2 separate regions of the Homo sapiens genome follow, and region 1 is linked to region 2. The links are chromatin loops, found by intact Hi-C in ENCODE. Cell type or tissue: heart right ventricle. All regions are shown on one strand. Links, peaks and the distances in the headings refer to the core of each region. The heading gives the core; the rest is flanking DNA. Region 1 overlaps LDLRAD4 (low density lipoprotein receptor class A domain containing 4). Region 2 overlaps LDLRAD4 (low density lipoprotein receptor class A domain containing 4).

Region 1 (11,115 bases), core at 2,154-10,153, 51 kb before region 2:
TGATGAGATCACCACTAGATTTTTTTTCTTAGGATAAAGTTTTCTATGCTGTGAATTAATATTTTCTGTGTTTCAATAAAAAGAACAAGCATTGCTAGTTTTTTGTAAAAAAAAAATTCTAAATATAATTATTCTGGCTTTCAATTGCTTTCTGCACAAATAAAGATTTTTAAGTCTGTGTGTTTATTCTTTTTATTCTTTTTCTTTTCTTTTTTTTTTTTTTTTTTTTTTTTTTTTTTTTTTTTTTTTTGAGACGGAGTCTCGCTGTTGTTGCCTGGGCTGGAGTGCAATGGCGCGATCTCGGCTCACTGCAACCTCTGCCTCCCTGGTTCCAGCAATTGTCCTGCCTCAGCCTCCCGAGCAGCTGAAATTACAGGCACACATCACCACACAACGGCTAATTTTTGCATTTTTAGTAGAGATGGGGTTTCACCATGTTGGCCAGGTCAAACTCCTGATCTCAGGTGATCCACCCGCCTCGACCTCCCAAAGTGCTGGGATTACAGGCGTGAGTCACCACGCCCAGCCTTGTGTGTTTATTCTTAATACCTTATTTTTGGAAGAAGAATCTCCATTCTAATTATCCAAACCTGATAGCTGTAAAATTGAATGGGAAAGACTAGAAACAAGAGGACACAAAGAAAATAATTCAGAGCTGTAAACAACCACTTAAAATTTGAGGGAGATGAATGAGTCCCGAAGAGAATTAAATAGCCACAAAAAGCCAAATAAACTATGGTTTTAAAACATCACACGGCGATAGGCCCAGAGATAGGCTTTGGAAACGTTTGCAGCTACATCTGAAATCACAGACTCATAATGTTCAGGAGGAACCTGGCCGGGCAGCCAAACCGCGCATAGGCCTCTGGGGGAGATGCAGGGCTGAGTGTGCAGACGGCGGGTAGGGGCAGGAGACCGGCCTGTCTGCAGCAGGCAGCCTGTCTGCTGGGCCAGAGAAGACCCAGGGAGCCAGTCTCTCGGAGTCCTGCAGCATGCTCGGGCCGAAGTTAACCACCTCTGCTTGCTGCCTTCATCAACACAAGAGGGCGGGGGAGCTGCAAAACCAAGTATCTCCAACTACGCTCTCCACACTGAACTCACTAGGGCTCACTGAAACAGTGCATTCATGCCTGGCCTCCAATTTACTTTTCCCCACCTGCAGACACAGGCGTGGCTTGTTATGTCCAGTCACGGAGAGGAGCCACCTTCTGGAGGGTCCCACTGGGAGGGAATGACAACAATCCTGTTAGGCTTTGAACTCCTGAATTAAACTTGAACACGGTCTACCAGATGCCATGGGCATTTGTGACACTCAGGGAACAATGAGGTCAACACGTCACACGTTACTCAAACGTAGAGTTGCCCCATTGCTCCCCGGCTCCACCCTGCCATTGCACCTGGCAGCGGGATTCCCACAGCCTGTGCTGAGCCTCACTGTTGGGGACTGCAGTGACCTTCCTCACCGTCACAGGACAGAAGATGCTTCTAAAACTACAAGTGTCCAGAAAGCAACTTGGGCCACCTTCTTACAGGCTGAGCTCTCTGTTACTGGAAGAATTCAAACAAAGTCAGGATTACCCTCTATCAGAGGGGATTCACTCTTCCATAAGGAATTATGCCAAGCAGTTTGAGAGCACTGGTCACTGCAGTCCCAGGGGGAGAGCAGCAGGCTCAGACAGGGTTAAAAGTAGTCTCTTCCCTCAATTAAAGGATGACTTTTCAATGTGTTCATTCATAAGGCTCCTTCCTAGATGAGAGGCAGCGGAAACGTAAAAATAAAGAAAAGGCAACAGATTACGTCAACACAGGACTTCACAGTGTCAGTCACCTAATACGACTAATGCAATCTTGAAAGCAGGATTCGCCAAGTCAGAGATGCAGCTAAAAGACTTGCGAATGATTCTTTTCCCTCAGAGGCGCAGCATTCTCTCTTGTAAACAGAAACGATGTATAAAACTACAGAAGATCTTATGATCAGATATGCAATAAAATATGTTATCTCATCCTAAAGTTGAAATCTCAGGATGGAGTCAACTATGATTCCTGCAACAATGCAGACAACACTGTTTTCAACTCAAAACATAATTTTTTATACTCTGTGAATAGGCCACACATAGTTTTTTGGTTTTGGTTTTTCATCCTTTCTTCCCTTGGGTATATCAGTCAAGGAATCATTTATTATAAAAATTATAATAGAAATGAGACATAGTGGCCTCAAGTAATGTCTCATGACCTGAGCTTTAAATCGTAAGTCTCAGAGCTATGAGGCAACTGTTCCCGGAAATATTGACCTCAAAGGTCATCTCATGCGGGGTTTCCAAAATTCAGCCCCTGGAATGCCCTTTTCATGGTTTTTGCCATAAATATAGACGATCTGTACTGTTTATTTCCTTATCATTTTTTGATAGACCTAATCACTCTTTTGGCTGAAAATAAGTTTATTTAAAAGGAGAACTGCTATTACTACCATAAATAGAAAGCCAGTATCCCTGGTCGTAAGTTACAGGCAAATCTAAAACACGCACACACAAAAATGAGAGAGTCATCTAGTGATAACTTTTAGAGAGAGACAAACTGAACTTAACAAGTGTTCCAAATGCTTAATGAATTTGTCTTTGCTGCAGGGAGAGGGTACAAGTCCTGCCTCCACCCACCTCTAGAACTCCAACTTTTCTGATGTATCCAAGACCAAGGATTGGTGTGGTGTCTGTAAACAAAATGCTGTCAAACAAAAGGAAACTCAGGAGCGAGCTGGCTCACGCACAGCAGCTGCACGACCTGGGCCAGCTGCCCCGCCACTGCGCACCTCTGTTACTCGCCCGTGAACTGGGACGAATCATACCCGCCGTGGCCACTTCAGAGGGGTGTTGTTCATTACGACAATCGATTCGTGTTTCTGCACCATAAAGTCCACATGAGCAAAAGGTGCCATGACAGAGAGGAGCAGCAGCTAAGTTAATCAATACTATGAAGTATTTAATAGGTATAAAGGGCTTCATGAGAAATAAGAGCTGCAGCAGCATTTAAAAACAGTGAATGACCTCACCCACTAAATGGCTTGATGTGTTCCAGACGTAGCAGGCCCTGAGTTCACCAACAGTTACTGTGAGTGCTGAGCTCCCCATCCATTCTTAAGCTCTCCTCATTTAAAGCCAGAAAGCTGCGCAACAAAGGAAGGGGACAGCGAGTCACTAGGGAAGGGGACTGCGGTCCGTGGTGGAGAGGGAGCATGACTCAGTGTAAAGTAAGAGGGCTTTTCTAACGTGGACAGGAACAGCACTGCCCACACACACCCACCAGACAGGAGCTCCATCACCCAGGGTCCTGCCTAGGTCTGTGGCCCAGGCAGCACCACAGTGACACAGACAGACACCAGACAGACACTGGCAGAGGCCACCTCCCGTCCACTGGCTTTGAAATCCCCGGAATGCCTAGCGGCACATTAAGAGCAGCATCAAGCTTTCCATTTGTCATCCAGTGCCATTTTAAACTCAGAAGGAGAAAAACACAAGAAATTTTAGTCTTATGGATGGGCATTTATTCTATTTTATGAGGTCACACTTAAGATTCACTATGAATCCCAGCATTTTGGGAGGCTAAGGCAGGTAAATCTCCTGAGGTCAGGAATTCGAGACCAGCCTGACCAGTATGGTAAAACCCCGTCTCTACTAAAAATACAAAAATTAGCCGGGTGTGGTGGCATGCACCTGTAGTCCCAGCTACTCAGGAGGCTGAGGCACGAGAATCGCTTGAACTCGGGAGGCGGAGGTTGCAGTGAACTGAGATCATGCCACCGCACTCCAGCCTGGGCGACAGAGGGAGACTCTGTCTCAAAAAAAAAAAAGATTTCACTATGAATTAAAGCTCCATCCCCAGAAATCAGCGATGGCCACAGGCAGCAGGGGAAGGAGGCAGTGGTGCGCAGGGAAAGCCGGAAGCTCCAGGTGAGCGGTCCTGCCTTGAAGGGACCCCTGCGCTGAACCCTCCCAGTGCTGACAACACTCAGGGAACAGTGACTTCACAAGGACAGGAAGCGAGGGACCGGACGAGTGGCAGATGTATACTCAACCACACGGTAATGCAGAAAATTCTATTCCAGATGACACAGAGAGACAAATATTTAACATAATGTGAAATTCAACTGTGTACACTGATAAAGATTAAAAGAAGACATAGATTCCTCTAGTAGAAACAGTTGGTGTCATATGATAAAAAATTTTTTCTTAAATGGCTTTTATTTTTATTATAGGAGTAACAAACGTTCATTGGAGAAAATACAAAAATAGAAATAAACAGAGAAGATAAAATCACCCATAATCCCACCACTCAGACAGAAACATTACTTATATTTTGGGTTATTCTTCCAGACTTTTCTCTATATGAATATAAACATACACATTTTTAACTGAAGTGGGATCACAGTGCACATACTGTCTTGTGACGTGCTTTCTTTAACTCAGCCTGCCTTGAATGTTGCCAGGTTCAACAGATACACTTCAACAATACTGTAAGGTCTTCCCAGTGGCACCCACGGAAAATAGACAGGTGTACCATTGTTCTACCAATCCTAATTGTTCAATTTATTAAAAAGATAAAGGATAACCAATTTCAAATATTAATTTTTTAAGTGATGAATGCCTTCTAGTGAAGAAATCTTATCTGTAAGTCCATCAAAATGAATTGAGACAAAAATGAAATACTCTTTCAGTAAAAAAATCATCTGAATAGCTGAGCAGGTCAGGATCTTCCATCCAAATTGCTTTGGGGATGTGTACCTTAGGCTTCGGGCTAAAGAAACTGGGAGTCTCTACAGGTTGAAGCTATCCCTGAGAGCTTAGGATACGTGTAGGGGCAATTTAAGAAATATCTTTTTTGTGGCTATAGACCCTGCCTTTACAGTAAACTATCATCCTTGGGAATTCACCTGTTACCACTGTGAGAAGCTGCTATCTTTGGCAATGCCCGATGCTTTGATGTCTGCTTCACCTGACATTGGTGCACCAGCTTCCTTATGGCTAGTGTGTGCACCGGGCATCCTTCTCCCTCCTTTCACTATCGTGCCTTCTGGATTCCTTCATCTAAGCACGTCTATCGTAAGCAGCAATTTTTTAAATATTCAGTTTGACAATCTCGGTATTAACTGGCATATTTAGTTCAGTTGCATTTTATGTAATTATGAAGTGTTTGAGTGAAAACTGACCATGTTGCTATCTGTTTTCTATTTATCCCATCTGTTTGGTTTGTACATCTCTCCCTTCTTACTTTCTTTTGGATTCACTGAGTACTTCTTATCGGTTCAGTTTTCCCTCCTCTGTCACCACATGCATCATGCATTATTAGTATTTTAGTGGTTACTTTGGAGATTGTAACATGTGTCCTAACTCACTAGTTCCCAAGAGAAATTAGTTCTCCAACAGCTTCCCTAACAACAGCAGCACCCACCCTCCACGTCCACCCTCAAGGCTGTTACCATCATGTGTTTTAATTCTGCCTGCACATCACACCCCACAAGGCACTGCTGTGACTTGCTGGTGACAGGTAGTCGCTGTCCACTCAGAACCACCCGTGGCTTTGCTGTTTACGTGGCTCTGCATTCCCTCCTACATTCCCATGCTTCCATCAGGACCCTTTATCCTTCCGCCTGAAGAATTTCCCTAATAATTTCTTCTACTATAGTTCTTCTGGTGACAAGTTCTGTCTGATTCCGTTTGTCTGAAAATGCCCTTTGGTGGCCTTCATTTTTGAATAGAATTCTAGGAAAAGAGTTACTTTCTCCACTTTAAAGACTGTCATTTCATCGTCATCTGATTTCTATGATCTCTGTGGAAAAGTCAGCTGTCAGCCGTAGAGCTGTCCTTTCACTCAGATGCACCTCCAGCTCCATCTACATTTCCACATTGCCTTGTGTTCTAGTTTTGCAGTGACATGTCAGGTGTGGTTCTCTGTGTATTTGCCATGTTTGGAGTTTGTAAAGTTTCTTGAATTTATGGCTTCATGTCTGACAGAGTTTGGGATACTTCTCAGCCAGTATCACTTCAAATCCTGCTGGCACCCCCATCTCTCTCCTCTCACCGTCCCTCACCTTTGCACGCTGGGCCTTTTCTCCACATCTCCGTGGCTCTCATGCTCTTTCCTCTATTTTTTCATTCTTTTCTTCTCTATGCCTCACTCTGGATATTTTCTGTCAATCTACAGTGCAGAGTTCACTCTCCTATGTGCAATCTGCTATCCAATTTATATTTAATTCTTCATTTCATTTATTGTATTTTTCATTCCCAGAATTTCCATTTAAGTCCAGTTTTATACATTCTTTTTTTTTTTTTTTTTTAGACGGAGTTTCACTCTTGTTGCCCAGGCTGGAGTGCAATGGCATGATCTCAGCTCACCACAACCTCCAACTCCCAGGTTCAAGCCATTCTCCTGCCTCAGCCTCCCAAGTAGCTGGGATTACAGACGTGTGCCACCACACCTGGCTAATTTTGTATTTTTAGTAGAGATGGAGTTTCTCCATGTTGGTCAGGCTGGTCTTGAACTCCCGACCTCAGGTGATCCTCCCGCCTCGGCCTCCCAAAGTGCTGGTGTGAGCCACCACGCCTGGCCTATACATTCCATTTTATTTGTGCAATTCTCCATCTTGTCCTCTACTTTCTTGAATATATTAATGATGATGCTTTTAAAATCTGTATCTCATTAGTCCAAAAACTACATCACCTGTTGCTGTTTCCATTGTTGGCTTTTACTCTTTCTCCTTCATCTTTTAATCATTTGGACCTTAATTTTTTATTGAAAACCAAACACTGTGTATTACAAACTAACAGGAGAACTGGAGGCCCTGGCCAATGTTATCATCCTTCAGAGAGCGCTGACTCTGGTTTCTGGCAGGCAGAGCAGGGCAGGGTGCCATAATCCTCTCTGAACTGAGTGGGTTCAAGGCTGAGTCCCGGTCTTTTGTGAAGGCTAAACTATTTCAGGTTTACTCTTATTCCTAGGTTGGGGTCAGGACCTAACAGGAAGTCTAGGTGCTTTCCAGGGCTCCTCCTCCTTGGCATGCCCTGAACTCCAAGTTTTGGTTCCCCTAGTCTTTAAGAATAGCCTTCTGGCTGGGTGTGGTAATTCTCATCTGTTATCCCAGCATTCTGGAAGGCCAAGGCAGGAGGATCCCTTGAGGCCAGCCTGGGCAACGTACGAGAACATCTCTACAACAACAACAACAATAATAATAATAGCTTTCCCTTCTCATAGCCTCTGAGCTAACACATCAGCAAATGCCTTGAGGAGAACACAAGTGCAGATTACTAGGCTCACCTTAATATTTTCCCTTCTCCCCAGGATCTCGGTCTCTTACACTCACACAGCCTTTGTAGCTAAAACTCTACGTTTTGTCTCCCAGCCCTACAAGACTGCCACAAGCTCCATGCATGGTCCTAGTTTTCTGGACACCACTTTCTGTTTTGTTCTTCACCTATCCAGCTCCATGCCCCTTATGAGCCAGCAAACATCTCAAGAGGAAAAGCATCACAGAACACTGCGTTCAGCCCATGAGCTTCCCTCCTCTTCAGGACCTGGTCCCTCCAGTGTTGGCCACCTTTCTTTTGTACTCTGTCCAGCTTTTCAAGATCACTGCGTGGGAATGTCGGTCTACAGGGTATTCCACAACATCTCCAAGGTGTGCCTGTACATGCAGCCACATCACAGAAAAATGTTAACATTAAGAAATCGCTTTTTCAATAAATTATTTGACACAAGTTAACAATCTAAAAACATAAGTCACAATTTTTCCAGAAAATAACTCACAGAACTTTGTTACTTCTTATTTGTAAAATATTCCACTAAATCAGAACAAAATTGCCTCTTTTAAAGTCTCCTTTCTGATTTACCACTTTGTAACTGAGAAATCCAGAGCCATTAGGAAACATGCCAAAATCACCATAAATCGTACTAAGTTATCTCCCCTCGGGCCCCACTGATTGCCAAACTCATTACCAAAATTACTTGAAGGTGTTGCTTCTTCACCTGATACCAACCATTTAGAAACCGATATTTAAACACTGGCTGCACTAAATCTCTTCACGCAGTATCAGTAAGGCATGTGCTGAGATCAGGGAAAAATGTGTTGCGGTCACATCTAATTGCAATAAAATAATAATGCTTTCTTCTACTTCCCTCTCTTTCTGACATCACAACACATAAACTGCAAAAAATAAAAATAAAAATAAAAACCAAACAAACTACTCTCCTTAATCCAAACGCTAAAATATGTCATCAAGGAGATGCGTGGGCACCCCCCCGCACACGGCTGTTGGCTGGATTTTCACAAGGCACAGGTACATGTTTTGCAGGTGTAGGGAACAAAGGCAGAAACCGTCACTGTCCTCAAAGTCCCTATGATTTCACAGAGAAAAAGATCTAAGAAAACAGCTAAGTACAATTAAACGCAGTACATCAATAGGTGCAAAACGTTCTTGTTCAAATGACATCCACACGTAAGGGCCAAGAAGCCTAACTTGAGTTCCCCGTGCGGGGGACGGTGGCGGGGGAAGGCAGTTCTGAAGCTCTGGGTTGTGGGCTAGTGCTTAAAACAACTGTTTACCACGGGAAACCGGGTTCACCAGAGATAAAAACGACTCAAGCTTGCACGCTCTTGCAACAGGAAGAAGTGTTCAAGGGCACGTCTGAATGGTTCTTGAAGCCCTTGTCTACACAGCCAAGGTATGGGAAAACTTAGTGTGCTCTGTGTGAGTGGGCTGTGGGGAAGGAATTGGTTTCTTGCAGTCAGAGCTAGGGAATAACACCTCAGCCTCTGCCATGGGGCTAACCTAGGCTGGCGTCCTAATCCAAGCAGGTCAGGCATAGGTCACGTGCACAACGCCAACTCAAATAGGACTCTGCAAATAAGGACACAAAAAGTTTGCAAGCCTGCCCTTCTTTCCAAAGACTAGAGATAACAGAACACGTACAAATAACAGATCCTTCTAGCCGCCCAAAATTCTATGAAGTGTGGGACCCTCTTTAGCATGTGACCTGCAAAAATCCTTACAAACATCAAGCCACACAGCACGCACAGCAGCCCATCCTCCCCTTAACGAAGTCAGTGACCAGGCAAAAGGTAAAGAAGAAAAATGGAAAGCACGCACAAACAGAGCCGTGTTATTTTTACAATATTTTACCATCTTTTCAAAGTCCAGGTGGGTCAGAAAACATCACAGAGAACATATAATGCAACTGAAGCTTAGGAAGAGTTTTCCCAAGTGGTTTCGCTATGATTATTTAAGGTATCTCATTCATATACTTTCAAGAGGAAAAATGCGTAGTATTATATTTAACCTTGAACTCAGTTTTGTGTGTATTTTTGTTTCTTTCCTTTTTTTTATAGACAGGATCTCACTCTGTTGCCCAGGCTGGAGTGCGGTGGTGCGATCACAGCTCACTACAGTCTGGAACTTCTAGACTCAAGCAATCCTTCTGCCTCAGCCTCCTCAGTAGCTAGGACTACAGACACATGTCATCATACCAGGCTAATTTCTGTACATTTTGTAGGGATGGGGTCTCTTTATGTTACCCAGGCTGATCTCAAACTCCTGGCCTCAAGTGGTACTCCCGCCTTAGCATCCTGAAGTTTTGATGTGTGAGCCACTGCGCCTGGCCCTCAACTTGTTTTGTTAATGATGCCTTCCTGTGGTCCTTTAAGTATATACAGGTTGAATATCATTATTTGAAATGCTTGGGACAAGAAGCATTTTGAATTTTGGATTTTTTCAGATTTTGGAATATCTGCATGTACATAATGAGATATCTTCAGGATGAGGCAGAAGCCTAAACAGAAAATTCATTTATGTTTCACATACACCTTACACATATAATTTTATACAATATTATTAATGATTGTGTGCATGAAATGAAGTTTAAACTGCCACCCGGCACCATGGTCAGCTGTGGAATTCTCCACTTGCAGTCAGCACTCAAAAAGTTTCAGATTTGGCCGGGCACGGTGGCTCATGCCTGTAATCCTAGCACTTTGGGAGGCCGAGGCGGGCGGATCTTGAGGTCAGGAGATCAAAACCATCCTGGCTAACACGGTGAAACCCCGTCTCTACTAAAAATACAAAAGAAAAAATAGCCGGGTGTGGTGGTGGGCGCCTGTAGTCCCAGCTACTCGGGAGGCTGAGGCAGGAGAATGGCGTGAACCCGGGAGGGGAGGCTTGCAGTGAGCCAAGATCGCACCACTGCACTCCAGCCTGGGCAACAGAGCAAGACTCCGTCTCAAAAAAAAAAAAAAAAGTTTCAGATTTGAGGGTGTTTGGGATTTCAGATTCTCAGCTTAGTGATGCTCAGCCTGTAACTATTCCTACAGGTTTTTATTTTCCAGGTGAGCCACAGGCGGCATGGAAATGCAGAACTCCTTTCCGGACTCAGGCCTTTGGGCATACCCTCCACATCCAGGCCCGCCTTCCCTCAAGAGCACAGTGCCAGCAGCATCGCCAGCTGTCACAATGCCCAATGCTTTAGCATTTAAAGACCTCTACGAAATATCCCCTGAGAACATGGCGACAACCAGCTGGAAACATTGCCCAGTGTGGCCGGCGTTCTGAGGATGACACTCATCCTCAGAGGACACTCTGAGAGGTGTCCAGCAGTGTCACCCACGGCTGGAAAGCGACTCCTTAGCAGTCCCTGGGAGTGTGGCAGAAGCCAAGCCCGGAGGGCCATCAGAGCTTCCTGCCACCCGCAACACCGCCACCAGGATGCACAAAGACTCTTTCACATGAGGGTGGATCGGTAGGCAGGTGCCAGGAGGCCTGAGTGGGCTCTGTTGCACCCACCATCCACCCCTGACAAAGACTGAAGTCAGTCCCTGTCTGGCTTTTTGAGGGTGGGATGGGGTCTTATTTGTGTTTGTGTCCCACCCATTACATGTCCTGGTACTCAGAAGCACCCAGTAAGCTCTCATGGACTCAACAGCTGAATGGACAGATGAATGAATGGATCTGAAATATAAGATAGGAAAGGCCATATCCATCCTCTGTCTTCCCCAACAATAGAGTTTTTATTTGCCCTTATCCTTTATCTGCCCTTTGAGGGAGGTATCACTTTCTGCATTTTACAGAGGAGGGAGCT
Region 2 (11,115 bases), core at 2,011-10,010:
AGTCTCATTATTTAAGTGTCAATGGTATAATAGGACAGTTCTATATTAACTAGAATGGTTTAAAAATCATGACACCCTATTTCCCAGCATTTCTGAATGGCAAAATGTTTACTGCTCACTGGTGTATGTGTTTAGTTGTTGTTTAGGTAAACTGAGCCAATAATAAACATATATTATTGGTCGTTCTCCTCCATTAAACTATGTTTGATCTTTCCTCTGTAAATCCCCCATAGTAGTAGTCACTGTGTACTTTCACACATTTCAAATGCAATATGTACACATGTATGCATATATACACAGATAATATCCAAATACATATGTACACAAACACACTCTGGGTTGTGGTATTTAAATACACACACACATACATATCACATGTATAACTTTTTAATTTCTAAAAACAATACTTAGTCTCATTATTTGAAATACATTTTCTCTTCCCTTCTGTCAGAGATCACTTCTTTAGTGCTGGCTGTGGTCTCCGCTCCTGCAGAGTTCTAGCCTCCCAGTGGAACCTGCCGACGCCCTGAGGAAGGATCCCTCGCAGCACAACCATGCAGGGTCCAGAAAGCAGAAAGCAGCTAACTGCATTCCGCTCTAGCCAAACAGAACTCACCCCATCTGTATCATCTACGCATAAACTTTGCAAATAAAGTCCTGGATCCAGTACTCTGAAATAACTTAATGAAAACACATTCTACTGCTAAAGTACCTTTGCCTTGGCTTCCAGTGCTGTGATACACTTGTACGCGGTAATGCAAATAGGCCTGGAACGAGCATACTTTGCCCTCTCGACCCGGCCAATTCAGACTCTACACATCTGTAGTGAGCCCCAAGGTTCTACATTTCCTTTTCTTTTTTTCCTTTTCTTTTTTTTTTTTTAAGAGACAGAGTCACCCAGGCTAGATTACAGTGAAGCCATCACAGCTCATAGCAGGCTCTGCTTCCTGGGTGCAAGTGATCCTCCCACCTCAGCCTCCCATGCAGCTGTGATCACAGGTAGGCACGCCACCAGGCCCAGCTAATTTTTAAAATTTTTGTACAATCAGGATCTTGCTGTGTTGCCCAGCCTGGTCTCAAACTCCTGGGATCAAGAGATCATCCCACCTTGGCCTCTCAAAGTGCTAAGATGTCAGATGTGAGCCACCATGCCCAGCCTCCACATTTCTAGCAAGCCCCCAGGAGACACCAGCACAGCGGTCCAGTGACACGGCTCTAGACAGCCCTGGTGTGTTTGCAGATCAAGGTAGCCTGCCTTGACTCCTCTACAAATACTTGTTCAAATCCACAGCAGCAAGAGCCTGCTGTGAAGGCAGCTATTCGAGTGATACCCATAAGCATGTTAACATGGATGTCAGGTGACGGACAGGGCCACATGGGAGGATGGAGGACAGAACATCCAAGGGGATACCAGGAGGAAGGGGTCGAAGAAGGCTGTGAGGACACTGAGTTTGAGAATGAGACCATGCCTGCTGCAGAAACCTATGAACCATTCAAGATGAAAAGAACACATCTCTCTGGAAGGAACTCCCACACTGCCGACTCAGACTGACTCCAAGTGTGAGCACATGACGTCGGACAGCTCGCTAGGGCCCCAGCAGGCTGGGAAACAGGCACGGATGCTACCAGCAGAAGCCACCACGCAAATGGGCTTCCCCTCAGGAAAAAAAAAAAAAGATCATCTACCCCGGTTCATTTGAAAAGACACAGATGCTCCAAATATTCCCACATTAACGGATCATTTTAATTGAAAATAGAGACATGCTTCTACTACCTCATCAGAGCACTAGTTCAGAGCACAATATCTGATTGTAAAGATTGTCACTGTGTGTAAGCCAGCTGCTTACATTTCATTGAGCCAGTGTTTTAAAAAATTACCAAGTTCCTCTTCATTTTACACCATTCTTAGAATATTTCCCAGTATTTTCTCTATGAGACCACTGAAAAATAACCATTGGCATTGAAATCTTGCTCAGCTTGGGAGCCACTATTAACTAGTTAAAGTTTGGACATGCTGCTCTACAAGCTACTAAATTAATAAGGGTAAAAATAAACTTCCAGAAAAGGCAAACCCTACATTAGTTCAGCCCTCTCGCATTCAAAGACATGCAGCCTTTCCTCATTCTTGTGGGTTTCATAAACTAAGAAGCACAGAACACTGTAAACTGATTTACTGGTTTCCATACATGCTGCCAAATTTCCACTTCTGCAAAACCAATTTCAATCAAACAAAAACCCTAAAGTTAATCTTCTAGTTCCTCACATGGTCCAATTTATTCAGAATGCAGGGTAAAAAGTTGGAAGACAAGAAATCAATTGTTGGCGAATAATGTCAATGTTAATTTACTGTCTTCATTTTTTAAATCACTACTTTGTCTCAGGATCATTTCCTCCTCCAAGTTCTGGAAAGTCTTTAAAAAGTGGACACTGCCAAACAATGGCCTTGTTATAAGCCAAAGTTTAGTTATTTTAAGGCATTTACTTTACTGCCTTTTAGCTGAAGTTCTCATGAAAATCTTTCCAAGCCACTAACTTTGTTAAGAATTTTTACAGGTTTACAATATAATACTGCATAGCTTCTAAACATTTCAGGGTTTTACTCTGCCCATTACTTTAGCCTTTAAGAAAGCAGCGAAGTCTGGAGTTAACAACTTAGGTAAGAGAAAGGGACGCCAAGAGGGGAAACGCTGGCAGTGACTTAACAAGGCTGCATTCCAAGGGAACAGCTAAAGGGCAGCCTGCGGTGTGAGGCTCCTTGTAAGAGGTAGCAGAGGCAGTCTGAAGGCACAGCATTTTGCATGTGCTGACTCCCTAAGAGATCTCCCTTCCTCTGCCTTCAGTAGCATGCTCAGATGTGCATATAAAGACCAAGAAGCCCCATATTTTCAGATGCTCAGATGAAACCATCTCCCACTAGGCCAGAATCCCAACAGGGGAGGGAAGCAGGGAGAAGAGTCAAGCCGAGGGGGGAGGAGGGTAAAGGAGGAACTGAGACTAAGGAAAACGGATAGAGAGTCCAGGACAGACTGGCAGGGGAGGCGGAGTGGGCACCATCTGCAGTCCATCGACAGGAACAAAATATTCTGCCCTGGGACAGGAAAACAAAGGAAATCAGTAGAAAACTATAGTCTTAAACTTAAGAGGAAAATATCTCTCCAGGCACATCTTGGAAAGTACAAGAGTTTCAAAAGACTAAAAAGAATGTGTCAAGCCAGGTGCACTGGGGGTAGTAGTTGTCGTCCCAGCTACTACAGAGGGGAGGTGGGAGGATCGCTTGAAGTGAGGAGTTCAAGTCTAGCCTGGGCAACATAGTGAAGCCTCATCTCTAAAAAATTGTTTTAAAAGAAAAAGAAACAATGCATTGGTCTGCCCATGTTACCTTAAGTCAAAGCTCAGGAAGGACAGTGGGTGACTCACAGTCTGTGCCAGTTCTCATGGCATGCAAGCTGTCACCAGGGGCCCCAGGAAAGCTGCTGGACAATCCTTACATGTGCGTGATTTCCAATCAGCCAGCCAGAATGCGGGGCCCCAGCCTCTGGCTGAAACCTTCCAGAAAAGCAAAAGATGAGAATGAACAAATGAAGTAGCTGGGTTACACACGACGTCTGAAGTGAGGCTTGCTCATCTCAGTTAGACAGCAGCAGGAGCTGGATCTGAGCGAAAACTGACGGCTGATCTCATACATGCAAACACCAAACACTGCAGAGGTTGTTTACAGAAAGTGAATTAGCATTCACAGGCTATGCCCCTGGGCAGCTTCACTATCCTGATCAAACTGTCCCCGTTCTTCTCAAATTCCACCACCACATGTGACAGGTGGAACGGGTGATGCTGGTTTTAAAATAAATGAGATAGACCACTCTTCCAGTAACTGCTAAGGCTGCAGGCCTGTGTGCACACACTAAAAACAATACAACACAGACACACACACGCGTGAAACTGACCAGTGATCAGAAGTAGAGTTTCCAGACGTTCCAAACATTACTTTGATAATTTTTAAGTGCACAGCAAAAAAAAAGTGTATCACTCTACATCTACATAATTACATACCAAAAAATGTTTCTATTAGAATTATTTGGCCCTTACAAGTGAAAGTACATTTTGCAAAGATAGGTGTCACTGAACTGCTAAAGCAATGTTAGCAGTCGCATTCATAATTCACAAGTGCAGTCTGAGAATATTTTCACAAACCTCTCCCTTGCCACCATTACCCTGTTGATTCTAACCAAGACCTAGGCGTGAACTCAGAAAATGCTGTTCTTTCACAAAGAGATTCCACATGAAAGGAGATCTAGCCTTCAGTCGACGTAAAAGATTTTCTACCTCACTGGAACATAAAATTGTAACTCTTAGTATTACTCTTACTCAGAATTCTGTTCATTTCAACTCTCTTCCTAGTCAGTGACTTGCCACCTCTGAGGCTGTGACTGAAACTGTAACTTACACTCGGAAGGCAGCTCCAAGGGTAGTGTGGGGACAGGACTCCAGGGATCTGCCCACGGGTCTGGCCAGGACTGCGGTGCTGGGCTTGCTTCAGAGCAGTTCCCTCTCCTCCACGGAGAAGCCATCGCCAGGCAGCGCCTGAGCGTGGAGGCCCTGCGGCAGCCTGCCTTCTGCCTAAGACGGTCACTATGCCAATTCAAAACAAAACAAAACATAACTGATTCCCAGCTGTGCCCAGTCCAAGCCCAAATCTGGAGAAGGCAGCCACCAGAGACCCTCGGAATCCTCCCGCCTCTGGACACCTGAGCCCCATGCCAGAAAGGAAAGGAAAGCCAAGCCCAGGGTTGGGTGCCTTCCTCAGCGGGCTGTGTCTGTTGTCCCCGAGACTGCTCCTGCCCACATCTGGCCACGGACCCAGTGCGAGGTACCAGGAGTTGTGCAGGAGGAATGAAGCCACGCCCTGCCCTCGAGGAGCTCCCAGGCTAGCTGTGAATGCAGGGCTGGAGGGCAGAGGGCTTATGCGGACTCTGTAGCAAAATGATCTTCTGTGTTCCTGGGTCCACAGGAAGAAGTCGGGGGAGCCCTAAAAACAAGCCCCGAAAAAGCCTTTGTTTTTAAGGTCTGGGCGAGTGCTACTCACTGTCCAAACTACAGAACAACCGTGTCAAGGAGCCCGCCATTCTTGCTAAAACACACGTTCACTGCCAGGCATCATCTAAGCTTCTGAGTCAGAATCTCTTGGGGTGGAGTCCAGGAATCCGTATTTTTAACAAGCTCCCCAGATAATGCTTAAACATATCGATGCTTAAAACCAGAGCTCTAAACCTAGATCGAGCAGATCCACGTGGGGGTGAGGAGGAGGCTGAGTGCTCAGGGGTGGGAGGAGAAGAGGGACCCACCCAGGGGAGGGCAAAGACCTCAGGAGTAGTGAGGAGGGGGCTGAGGAAGACCCCTGGAGGCCTGAGCTGTGTGCAGCAGAGTGGAGTCCCAGGGCCACCCCAACAGGAGATGACTTCAGCAGACCTTGAAGAAGATCTCAGCACCAGGCAAGCAGGACCCATGGCCAACGAAGCCCTGGGGAGTGGGGCCAGGTGTGACTGAGTGACAAGTCCTCGGAAACGTGCCTGGGGAGGACAGTCCCCAGATGACTGATATCAGCCACCCCATCTTTCTCAGTGAGTCAGGGATCAAAGGAGATTTATTTCTCAAGAAAAATGAAGAGATGTGGCACGCCTTGCTCCTGGGTGCATGGAGCTATTCATCCCTGTCACACGTTTTGACAAATTGCGATGAGCCCAGAAAAGGGCTCACCTGGGCAGCTGACATTTGTGCTGCAGGACAGAGAAAGCCATGCTCCAGGCAGCACAGTGGGAAGGGGGAGGGCTTCGAGTGTCCCCGGAGGAACTGAGTGAAATGGGGGCTGGAGACAGAGACCCCGTCCAGGCCACACAGGTAAGTTTGGCGTTGACCTTCAAAGCTACGCAGTGACAGGTCAGCCCTGCCACTAGGTGGTAAGGCGGTTCTCAGAACGAGGTCCTAGACCAGGAGTTTGGAAGGCGCAGGGAAGGATATGAGGAGGGGAGAGACGGCAGAGGCTGGAGGCAGGGCAGTCTGTTCAGAGGCTGTTGCAAAAGTCCAGGCAAGAAATGTTGAGAATTGAAGGCAGTGACCACAGCGGGAGGAAAGGAGCCATGTGGAAAACACTTAGAAGGTAGAATCACAGGCCTTGGCGACACAGTGGATGGATCAGGGAGCCAGGAGGGGGTCAGAACAGCACCAGGTTCTGGCTTGGGCAACTCAGCTTTAACTCAGGTAAAAGAAAAGAGAGAGCTCTTATATAATTTTACAGATCAATTTGCCAACGTCTTCCTCAACCTTGAAATACTGGAGTCTGTTTATAGGCCAGTTGCGAATCCTCCAGGTTCGGGAAGACTGTACTTGAAACGCTTTTATGAAACAGCACAGTTGTGAAATGCACCCATATGCTTTCTCCAGACACATTCTTCAACTACTCTTTTCAGCAATGCATCTCAGAAAGCTTCATCAACAAAATCAATCCAGATTCAGAATCCTGGAAGAAGGGAGAGGCTACGCAGAATCACCTCACACAGTCCAAAGAACAGCCATTTGCAGAGAAAAGCACAAAACCGTCTTCAACCTGCATGGCAGTCCCACATGGGAAGGAAGCACAGGACAACATCTACTCCGAAAAACAGGCTAGCGGCTTCCCTGCCAAGAATGCCATCACCTAAGCAATCGGGCTCAGAATATCTACACAGAGAAGTCAACTCCCCATTAGCTAAACTCATAAAGGGACACTGTGGAATTGAATGATGGTGAATACTTCAGAAACCATTCGTTCCTGGCTTTCTAAGCATTTTCCTGCACACTGTTGAACATTGGCCAAGCAACTGTCTAACGGTCTGCAGACACCCTTTGGAAAGAGCAGCAAGGCCTGCTCTGAGGATAACTCGGGGGCGGGGCTGGGAAGCCCTCCAGGTCTGCAGCCCCAGCTTCACTGGCCGTTGACGTAAAGCAGCCGCCTGGCAGGGCCACCTCCTCAAAGGACCCATCCTAGCCACTCAGGTCCATCCCGCAACCAGCCCCCACTCGCTCTTTCAAACGGTACCCACCCACCCACTCAACCAACTGCTCAACTCTGGGCCTGGAAAGGGACAGGTGGGGCCCAATCCACCAGAGGGGACAGGGCCGGGTCGTGTCCTGCCCTGCTCCATCATAGCCCCTCCCATGCCCCCAACAGACTTGCCCACCCCAGGGTTATATTAGTTTCATCCAAAATTCTTTTTTTTTTCTTTAATTAAATGGTACTTGAGGAACATAGAAAGTTTCCTCCAATATTCTAAAGTCATGTTGACTGTATGATTGTACTTTATGAAATGAAATAAGATTATGAATCCAGGAGAAGCTGAAGTTCAGTTACCACCCAATCATGACCTTTAGAGGGACAGCAATGCAGTCAGGTGGTCCACAGTCCAAGCTCGACTCCCTCACTTTAACCATAACATACACTTAAAATCAGCCAGCTGTGTCTCAAGCTCGGAACATGATTGATTCTTATTCTTTCCATCTTTATAAGAACCCATGAGGTGGGTAATACGATTACCAACATCTTCCTTTTATCGATGGAGAAATTCGGGCACAGGAGGGTTGAGTGAAGCATCCAAGGTCACATGGCTGCCAATGGGCAGAGCTGGGACTCGAACCCAGGCCAGCTGGCCCAGATAAGGTGCCAGGTGCCCCTCGACTCCCCTGCCTCTCTCCCAAGCAAGCTCCTGCCTGCCTCACTGCACAGCTCTGTGTGTTAGCTGCAATCCCGTGCCCTCACTGTCCTCACCAGGCTGCCCTGAGGATCCCTGAGATGGCAATGGGAAGACTGGCACACAGGACTCAGCCCCACACATAGAGTCGCACAGGATGCAGTCTCCACACACAGAGCCACAGGGGACTCAGTTTCCACACACAGAGCCGCATGGGACTCAGCCTCAGCCCCCACACACAGAGCCGCATGGGATTCGGTTTCCACGCAGAGCCGCACGGGACTCAGCCCCCACGCACAGAGCCACACGGGACTCAGTTTCCACGCACGGAGCCACAAGGGACTCAGCCCCCACGCACACAGAGCCACACGGGACTCAGCCCCCACGCACAGAGCCGCACAGGACTCAGTTTCCACGCAAACAGAGCAGCGTGGGACTCGGCCCCCACGCACACAGAGCCGCACGGGACTCGGCCCCCACGCACACAGAGCCGCACGGGACTCAGCCCCCACGCACGGAGCCGCACGGGACTCAACCCCCACAAACAGAGCCGCACGGGACTCAGCCCCCACGCACAGGGCCGCACGGGACTCAGCCCCCACGCACAGGGCCGCACGGGACTCAGCCCCCACGCACAGGGCCGCACGGGACTCAGCCCCAACGCACGGAGCCGCACGGGACTCAGCCCCAACGCACGGAGCCGCACGGGACTCAGTTTCCACGCACAGAGCCGCACGGGACTCAGCCCCCACGCACAGGGCCGCACGGGACTCAGCCCCAACGCACGGAGCCGCACGGGACTCAGTTTCCACACACAGGGCCGCACGGGACTCAGTTTCCACGCACAGGGCCGCACGGGACTCAGCCCCAACGCACGGAGCCGCACGGGACTCAGTTTCCACGCACAGGGCCGCACGGGACTCAGCCCCAACGCACGGAGCCGCACGGGACTCAGTTTCCACGCACAGAGCCGCACGGGACTCAGTTTCCACGCACAGGGCCGCACGGGACTCAGTTTCCACGCACAGGGCCGCACGGGACTCAGCCCCCACGCACAGAGCCGCACGGGACTCAGTTTCCACGCACAGGGCCACACGGGACTCAGCCCCCACGCACAGAGCCACACGGGACTCAGTTTCCACGCACAGGGCCGCACGGGACTCAGCCCCCACGCACAGAGCCGCACGGGACTCAGTTTCCACACACACAGAGCCACACGGGACTCAGTTTCCACGCACAGGGCCACACGGGACTCAGTTTCCACACACACAGAGCCACACAGGACTCATCCCCCAGGCACACAGAGCCACACGGGACTCAGTTTCCATGCACAGGGCCACACGGGACTCAGCCCCCACGCACAGAGCCGCACGGGACTCAGTTTCCACGCACAGAGCTGCACGGGACTCAGTTTCCACACACAGAGCCACACGGGACTCAGTTTCCACGCACAGAGCCGCACGGGACTCAGTTTCCATGCACAGAGCCACACGGGACTCAGCCCCCACGCACAGAGCCCCACGGGACTCAGTTTCCACACACAGAGCCACACGGGACTCATTTTCTACACACAGAGCCGCACATGTGCCCTGCTCTGCACAGCTCCACCCCCATCTCCTCTGTTCCTCTTTGCTCTCTCAAGCTCTGGTGGCACTCGCAGTCCTGCCTCTCCCCCGCCCCCACCACCAAGTCGCCCTTCCTCCTTAGACACAGCACAGGTACTGCATACAGGTGGCATGCTGCCTGCAGCCGGGTAAGCCATAACTCTTGGGCAGTCTTCAATATAGATGAAGTCTTTACAAATCCTGAAGCTCCTCCCTGAAATTCAAAAGTAGGATAGAAAGACTGCACTTTCTAATGACAACCTCTACGTTTCTAACCGCACGGTTGATGGAACGAGTGCGCTTATCACTCACTCTGCTGACCTGGCCTCTAGGGTACGGCTGAGGTTAGGGATACAACCCCCAAAGGTTCTGAAGGCCTGAGGCTGGAAACCTAAAACCAACAGCAAGGATTCTCAGCTCACAACTTGAACTAAACTGGGATTTCTGTAAACATTTGCTGAAATCGCTCTGTCCCAGGCAGGCACTGTGCTGGGCATTTTCTCAAAGTTCCCTTTCTACAAATGAAGAGGCTCAGAGTGCTCTGAAAACTGTTCACCAGGAACCAGAAATCAAGTCCTTGGCTAAGAAACCACATTCTTTCTTGTAAACAAGATGAAGAAAATCTATCATCTAGCAAGTAGAACAGCAAGAACCCGCTGGTCTATTTTTCCACCAGTAAATGGAATGTTAGGGGCAGAGTTCTGCTATTCCCTGGAGCCAGGACTAATGTGCCCCAGCACCTCACCGTTCCCAATGCCCTCATCAGTTCCTCACGCCTGTTGTGCTAAGACACAGTCCATCGTAGCTGAGCTCTGAAAGCCCACAGCACCATCACCTAGGAGAGGAATGAGGGGGCTGTGAACGCATTAGAGGAGGGATGGGGAAAGCAAGCTGGGCTGCCTGACCTGGAAAAGAGGGAACCAGGTGGGGCACCGGCAGTGTCTTCAGACACATTAGTCCCAACAAATGGAAGAAAAGTGAGCCCTGCTCTGAATCCCAGCCCAGGGAGGCCATAGGGAGGCACATTCAACTGCATCCAGTTGGTTTCTAGGTGCCATGGCATCCACAAAATGGGCTGCATTCAGCAGAGATGAGCTCCCTGCCCTTAGAGCTGCCACACCATGGTAGTCACCGGAAGGAACAGTGGGTATTCAAGGATGGACCTGCCATAGATGTCTATGCGAGAGAAGATAAAAAAATACAAGGACAGTCCTGGAAAGACAGACATCTGTAAGGAGGGAGGGAGAGGGTGGCAGAAAGAATAGCAACAATAAATAATAAAGCAACAGGAAAAAGGAAATAGTCGGCTGAGTCAGAGAAATGCTACACTCAAGAATCCTGCCACCTCCCACTAATTGTCACATGCCCCAGTCACCCTGAACGGGAGCAAATTTTGCCAAGTTCACATAAAACCAATACTACTCAGCTATTTGTCAAAACGGATTAGAGAAAGATTTGCAAAGCACCCTAATACATTTAAGGCATTTATGACAGTACACAAAGGAAAATCTTCCGCAGCCAGATTTCTGAGACAAAGCCAGATTTCCAGACCCTGACAGGGCCGCCAAAAGGCCAGGGAAGGCTGTTCCACAGACACCAGCCAGCAGTGAGTGGAAGGGAACAGGCTCTATGCAGGGTCCCAAGAAGGCTCACAGCAGAACAGGGCGCATTGCTCACACCTTGGCAAGTGGGCACTCAGCTGCCCCTGGGCATAAGGAGGTCAAGGCAATGACCTCCAATAGAAGTTACAGTGTGCTCTCAGGAGATTATCCAAATGTCACTTAGAGTCT

The links. Hi-C counts contacts between places; a loop is a spot of excess contacts. Peaks named below come from ENCODE experiments on the same cell type or tissue, not always from the same donor. Only the 100,000 strongest peaks of a DNase experiment are listed, where the experiment ranks them.
Region 1: it touches region 2 in a loop (2.3-fold over the local background); 8 of 110 quality-filtered maps call a loop at or near these places.

The regions. Positions count from the first base shown.
Region 1 is chr18:13,310,997-13,322,111 of GRCh38, reverse strand. All of the region lies in intron 2 of LDLRAD4 (low density lipoprotein receptor class A domain containing 4), which reads right to left. Among named protein-coding and RNA genes, the nearest start is that of C18orf15, 77 kb to the right of the region's middle. RefSeq lists enhancers at 833-1,332, 2,799-3,300. In heart right ventricle, for the core only: no CTCF peak of the experiment used is centred there; no DNase peak of the experiment used is centred there; H3K27ac peaks cover 1,252 bases.
Region 2 is chr18:13,260,124-13,271,238 of GRCh38, reverse strand. The region is part of intron 1 of LDLRAD4 (low density lipoprotein receptor class A domain containing 4); the gene reads right to left. Among named protein-coding and RNA genes, the nearest start is that of C18orf15, 26 kb to the right of the region's middle. RefSeq lists a silencer at 2,575-2,869 and enhancers at 4,766-5,328, 7,619-8,557. In heart right ventricle, for the core only: no CTCF peak of the experiment used is centred there; DNase peaks (open chromatin) are centred at 2,728, 2,968, 4,538, 6,938 and 3 weaker places; H3K27ac peaks cover 4,454 bases.